Regions from separate parts of the Mus musculus genome. Here region 2 is linked to region 1. The links are chromatin contacts, found by Hi-C or POLR2A ChIA-PET in ENCODE. All regions are on one chromosome and are shown on one strand. Each heading gives the region's core, a stretch centred on a gene start or an enhancer-like site at or near the end of the contact. The rest is flanking DNA. Distances are from core to core; before and after follow the strand shown. Region 1 has its middle 16 kb from the start of A530095I07Rik. Region 2 holds the start of Nsun2 (NOL1/NOP2/Sun domain family member 2).

The links. Hi-C counts contacts between places; a loop is a spot of excess contacts on that map. ChIA-PET counts read pairs that join two places held with the same protein, here RNA polymerase II (POLR2A).
Region 2: a map of left cerebral cortex shows a loop between it and region 1 (2.9-fold over the local background). The contact joins the promoter of Nsun2 here to the enhancer-like site in region 1. A Hi-C loop is called at or near these places in 18 of 37 maps with a recorded cell type or tissue (CH12.LX, Patski, T-helper 1 cell and 5 more). POLR2A ChIA-PET finds 5 or more read pairs at or near these places in 4 of 5 experiments (Patski and embryonic stem cell).

Annotation. Positions count from the first base shown.
Region 1 is chr13:69,558,334-69,561,580 of GRCm38, forward strand. No RefSeq gene overlaps it. Among named protein-coding and RNA genes, the nearest start is that of A530095I07Rik, 16 kb to the left of the region's middle. Within about 2 kb of position 1,600, at least 1 of the 3 ENCODE cell types and tissues checked has a DNase peak (open chromatin) inside an H3K27ac peak, as active enhancers do; it is left cerebral cortex, where a contact is called at or near this core.
Region 2 is chr13:69,610,532-69,613,778 of GRCm38, forward strand. It overlaps Nsun2 (NOL1/NOP2/Sun domain family member 2), which reads left to right and starts at 1,485. Exons shown (of 19, transcript NM_145354.5): 1 at 1,485-1,657; 2 at 1,770-1,927; 3 at 2,407-2,511. The coding sequence starts at 1,562. Srd5a1 (steroid 5 alpha-reductase 1) reads right to left here and starts at 932. Exons shown (of 5, transcript NM_175283.3): 1 at 436-932. The coding sequence starts at 716.

The DNA.
Region 1 (3,247 bases), core at 350-2,849:
GAGAGGAGCAAAGAGAGCAGGACTTTAAGGCGAGCCTGTGAATGGGCACTGTTGGGCCCAAGGGTAAGAGGAAACCTCTGGCATTTGCAAATTAGAAGAGACGGTAAGGGCATTTTCCAGAGAGTTTTCTGCACAGCACATACCAGGCACTGGACTGATGCCCAGTAATGAGGCCAAATGAGGACAGATGGCTGCTAGTGGGACCACATGATTGAGTTTATGGAAGCCCGTACCCCACATGACTTCATGGCTTCTTTTTTTTTTTTTCTTTTTTCTTTTCTTGGATATTTTCTTCATTTACATTTCAAATGCTATCCCAAAAATCCCCTATACCCTCCCCCCTCCCCCGCTCCCCTACCCACTCACTCCCACTTCTTGGCCCTGGCTTTCCCCTGTACTGGGGCATATAAAGTTTGTAATACCAAGGGTCCTCTCTTCCCAATGATGGCTGACTAGGCCATCTTCTGATACATATGCAGCAAGAGACAGAAGCTCTGGGGGTACTGATTAGTTCATATTGTTGTTCCACCTATAGCGTCGCAGAACCCTCCGGCTCCTTGGGTGCTTTCTCTAGCTCCTTCATTGGGGACCCTGTGTTCCATCCTATAGATGACTGTGAGCATCCCCTTCTATATTTGCCAGGCACTGGGAAAGCCTCACAGGAGACAGCTATATCAGGGTCCTTTCAGCAAAATCTTGCTGACGTATGCAATAGTGTCTGCATTTGGTGGCTGATTATGGGACGGACCCCCAGGTGAGGCAGTCTCTGGATGGTCCATCCTTTCGTCTTAGCTCTAAACTTTGTCTCTGCAACTCCTTCCCCCACATGACTTCTGAGAAGACCCTATGGGTAAGTTAAATGTGAATGTAGTTCTGTTCAAGTTACAGAGAAAGAATGAGCGGCTCAAAGGCGCCAGAAATGCTCGGGATTCTCTGCAAGCCACCCCTGACTGCCCTATTACTTCTGCTTTCTTAATTTAGATGGAAGTAAAAATTTGAAGACATCCACTTGTCCCTTTCCATTGAGCCAGCACACACAGCAGTGCCAGGAGCAGCACGTGTGGTCTCCCAGTTGCTGGCTGTGTGTATTCCAGTTGCTATCGTGAGGCTCTGAACAAGAATCGCACAGTGAGTCCGCGGCCAGCGGGACCCACTGTGGGATTTAGGCCAATCCACATTTTCCACGTGCACAACACAAGCCTCTCTCTCTCTCTCTCTCTCTCTCTCTCTCTCTCTCTCTCTCTCTCTCTCTCTCTCAGCACTCAAACAGTAGCACTATTATTTCCAAAGATTAGCCTCGCTTCAAAGCCATTGTCTAGTTCTCAGAAGGCTGGGCATTACTCTTGTCCCCTGTACATCTGCCCTGCTAAATACATGCTGGCCCTGTGGGAGAAAGGCCTTACAAAATGCGTGTGTAGCCACTTTGCAAGACCCTTATCTGTGTAAACACTCGATGGCAGCGTTCTCCCCTGGTGCTCGGGGCTCGGAGCACACAGGGCTTATCTGCCCAGCTCCCTCTTACACTCTCCAATCCTAGCAGTGCTCCTGGCACAGTGAGAAACTTTATGAGTGGACAAGTCAGGGCAGGCAGGGCATGTGAAAGGAAAGAAACACAGTCAGTACTAAGCCTCGTGGAGACCGGCAATCTGTTCAGCCATAAACAGCGTCCAGTGCCTGAGTTCTGCTTTCTTTCTTGGGTTCTCCAGTGGATGACAATGTGGTAGGACCAGCTGCTAACTATTCAGAACTTCATTTTGGCCATTCCATAGCCTTTGTCACCAAACTTATCATTTGTCCTTTCCTTGATGATCTCTATCTTAAATCCAAGTGGTACCTCAGTTCCAATGGTGAGTCTGGATCAAACACTAAAATGCTTGCTCTGCAGAGGACCAGTGTGGCCTCTGATACTGTAGACCAGCACACTTGACATTTGCTGCGTGCACAGGGATGTGCGAGTTGGAGGCCAGCCTTGTCTACCAAGAGATTTACAGTCTAGTCTTAATGGCTATTGAGAGCCAGTCTCAAAACAAAATTTAAATTTAAAATATGTTTCTCTGGGTTCAGAAGGCAAAGGCGCTCACCACACAACCCTGATGATGTGAATTCAACCCCCAGATGCACAGTGGGATGAGAGAAAAGACTTCCAAAAGCTATCATCTGACTTTGACAAATGAGAGGTTCTGAAACATACACATCATACAGACATACGTATATAATAACAGCATTTAAGTGGCTTTCTTAGCTGATCATGGTAGCACATGCCTGTTTTCCCCGCTGCTTTGGAGGCTGAGGTAGAAAAATTGTAAATTATTGACCAGTCTGGACTACAGAGAAAGACCCAATACCCAGTCTCTAAGTAAATAAATAAATAAATAAATAAATAAATAAATAAATAAATAAATAAATAAGCAAGCTAAGGTTTTCTTTATTCTCCTTTCTACTTTCCTCCTCCTCCTCCTCCTCCCTCTTCTTCTTCTTCTTCTTCTTCTTCTTCTTCTTCTTCTTCTTCTTCTTCTTCTTCTTCTTCTTCTTCTTCTTCTTCTTCTTCTTCTTCTTCTTCTCCTTTACTGCATTCACTATTTATTGTGCATGGGTTGGGGTATGACAAGGCACTTGGTTGCCACTGTATACATATGGAGATCAGAAGAGAACTTGTAGGAATTGGTTCTCTTCTTCTGCCATGTGTTGTCCTGGGGTTGGAACTCAGGTTGTCAGGCTGATGTCAATCACCTCTGCCTGCTGAGCCGTCTCACTGGCTTCCATGGCTGATTTTCAGTAAAGTTTCTCTAGACATTTACGTACTGGTTGTTCTGTAAATATAAGTTCCGAAGTCTTGTTGGTTTGTAGGAGCCCAAGTCCGATTCAAATTTATGCTTTTAAGTATTTCCTTTTTTTTTCTTTTAAAGATTTATTTATTTATTTTATGTATATGAGTACACTATAGCTGTCTTCAGATATACCAGAAGAGGGCATCAGATCTCATTACAGATGGTTGTGTGCCACCATGCGGATGCTGGGAATTGAACTCAGGACCTTTGGAAGATCAGTCAGTGCTCTTAACCACTGAGCCATCTCTTTTTTGTGTGTGGTGTTTTGTCTGCATGTTGTGTGTGAGACCATCTACCATATGCATGTAGTACTTAAGGAGGCCAGAAGAGAGCGTCAGACCCTGCAACTGGAGTTACAGATGGTTGTCAGCTACTGTGTGGGTGCTGGTAGCTGAATCCCAGGTCCTCTGCAAGAGCAG
Region 2 (3,247 bases), core at 235-2,734, 52 kb after region 1:
ACTTGAGGCGGTCACTAAAACATTTTTCACATAACACCTCCTGGGAAAGATTCATACCATCTCACACAGAGAAAGCAAAACATCTCTGAAATTGCTCCAGTCCACATTCGGGGTCCACAGTGGTTCCAGAGTAGGTTGTTAGCAAGCTGAAGCTAGGTCACCTGGCTATGGGACAGGCTACCAGGGATAGATTCCCCAAGGGGGAAACAGTAGAAATGCAGCTTGGATGGCATCGCAGATACTCCTTAGGGCGGAGTCTGCAGATGGGCAGGGAAGAAATCCGGACCACTGTGCCACTATCCCTGACCAGACACGAACTTCCACCGCTTCTGTGCGGTCCTTTCTACCTCCCTTTCTAGACAATCCTTTGTATTTCGGAATTAAGTCTCTGAGCCGCGGGTCCTCGGGAGCAAGCGCAGGAGGGAAGACCATTACCTTTGCACGTAGTGGATCAGAAACATAGCTAGCAGGACGCGGTTAGGCAGGTTGCCCAGTCGGGCGGCTGCAGGACGGATGCACTCGTACAGCGGCCAGGCCATTGAAGGCAGCTCCTGTAGGAACCAGGCAGGTCGCGCGGGCACTCGGCGGCCGGACCACTGCGAGGAGTAGCGGCCGTAGGAAGAGCCCACCATCTGGAGCCCCACGAAGGCCACGAAAGCCAGGAAACCCTCCAGGTAGACTAGCGCATCCAGTAGGCGCAACTCATCCAACTCCATAGCTGAGGTCGAGCAGCGTGCTCCATGCTCGGATGTCCAAGTGGAGCCACATATAAGCTCAGGAGGAGGGCGCAGAGCAGCCCACAAGGGCCAGCGCTCCAGCAGGGTGTACCTGCCCAGGGGAGGGGCGAGCCACCTGCTCGGGCGGAGACAGGAGCACAGGCTAGCACCACCAGAAGATACCCTCCCGCCCGTAATCCAAACGAGAGAACGATTGGGTAAAACCCCGCCCACACAGGGAGCCACGCCTCTTCGGGGGGAGGGCGCCTTAGTCTCGAGCCCCGCTCCTCAGAGCCCCGCCCGATCTTGGAGCGCTACACACATTGGCTGAGAGCTCCTTTGGCTCGCGAAAAGTTCTGCCGGAGCTCCGCCCCCTCAGCGCCACAGCGGAGCACCAGAGCCTCGCATCACCCACAAAGTCCCGCCTACACAGCAAAGACCCCGCCTCTTCGCTCGAAACAGACTCTCGCTCCGCCCCGCCTAACTTGCAACCACGCCCCTCCACAGTCTAACCCGGACAGCGACAGATCGGACAACACTCCATGACTCTCTGCGCACGCGCTACGATCAGGTCGTCCATGCAGGTGCCTGAGTCTCTGTGTAAGACGGGGAGATTCACGCTCAGTGGCGTTTAAGGTTGATTTGAGGAAACACGTTCTCTATAGGAATACCACCCTTTTTTTTGCGTGAGTTCTCGGCGGGAGCATGTTGTGTCTTTCAGGCATATTTTTTGACTGCCTCTGCTAGGACCCAGCCGCGGGGTCCTCGGGATGCAGCCGGAAGTGCAGCGTGCGTGCGGTTTGGTGGGTCGCTGTGTGCGCTCCGCGTGTGCAGCCGCGTGGGCCATGGGGCGGCGGGCGCGGGGCCGGCGGTTCCAGCAGCCGCCGCAGCCTGAGGGCGAGGAAGACGCCAGCGACGGCGGCAGAAAGCGAGGCCAGGCGGTAGGCGCGGGGACGAGAGGGGTGTCTGGTGGGCTCGCGCGTGCGGAGCTTGCTCGTGGGCCGGGTTCGCGGGTGTCGGTCGGAGCTTGCTCACCTGTCGCTTTCCTGGCAGGGCTGGGAAGGTGGCTATCCCGAGATCGTAAAGGAGAACAAGCTCTTCGAGCACTACTATCAGGAACTCAAGATCGTGCCAGAGGGAGAATGGGACCAATTCATGGAGTCACTCCGAGAACCTCTCCCAGCCACACTGAGAATCACTGGGTACAAAAGGTACGTTTGCTGTGTCTTTTCTGAGGTGTGGACTTGGGGGCTGTAGTGCACAGGAACGTCCTCGGTGGGACATTAGAATATGAATAGAAAACGCGACCCGGGAAAGACTTGGGTCCTATGGGGGACCATCAGAGCAGCAGGAATCTTTGCCTCTCTTGCACGTCAAAGTACGTTGTCCGCAAGACTCGTGGCAATTAAAAACTGAAGCTGTGACAAAATGCAGTATTGCTTTTACCTTATTTGTAAGGTGTGTCCAACAGAACAGTGAACTGGAGGGAGTTAGAAAATTGATGGTGTTGCTTTCTTAGATGTTAACAGGGCCTAGGTGTTAAAAAGTCTGCACACCCCGGAGCGCTTATGGAACGTCTTCTCAGAACTGGTTTTACGTTTAAAACACTTGGCAATCTTAAAGCTATTAAATCTTACCAACTCACCTTCTTAGATGACTGTGAAACTTGCTTTTTTTTTTTTTTCCATAGCCATGCCAAAGAGATTCTCCATTGCTTGAAGAACAAGTACTTTAAGGAGTTGGAGGACCTGGAAGTAGATGGACAGAAAGTTGAAGTTCCACAACCACTAAGCTGGTGGGTACAGAATGCTTCCTCGTGCTGGGTGTTTCTTAGGTCCCCAACCCCCTTTAATGCACTTCTCAGCTCTAAAGTCACTGTCGGCTTAAAGAGCTTGGTTGTACTTTCCTTTTTTTTTCTTCTTATAAAGATTTACGTGTTTATTATATATAAGTACACTGTATTCAGACACACCAGAAGGCATTACAGGACTCATTACAGATGGTTGTGAGCCACCATGTGGTTGCTGGGAAGGACCTCTGGGAGGGAGAGAGCAGACAGTACTCTTAACTGCTGAGCCGTGTACCTAGTCCCTGGATGTATTTTTCAAGCATCTGTTTGTCTGTTTTCCGAGACAGGATTTCTGGGTGTTCTGAAACCTGTAGACAAGGTTAGTCTCAAACTCAGATCCACCTGCCTCTGCTGGGTGGATTAAATCCATGTACCAGCATCATCTGCCTTATTAGATTTATGTATGTATGTATACGAGTGCAGGGAGGCTGTCTTCAGGCACATCAGAAGAGGGCACTGGATCCCATTACCATGTGGTTGCTGAGAATTCAACGCAGGACCTCTGGTCTGGAAGAGCAGCCAGTGCTCTTAACCACTGAGACGTCTCCCCAGCCCCCATCATCTGCCTCTTTTCAAGCATCTTAATGTTCTTTCCTGTAGTGCTTTTATTAACATGAGGTTGGGGTACACATGTTCATCAGTGACTCGCAGTTAATTGAGTTAATGAGTTTGGTTAATTGGT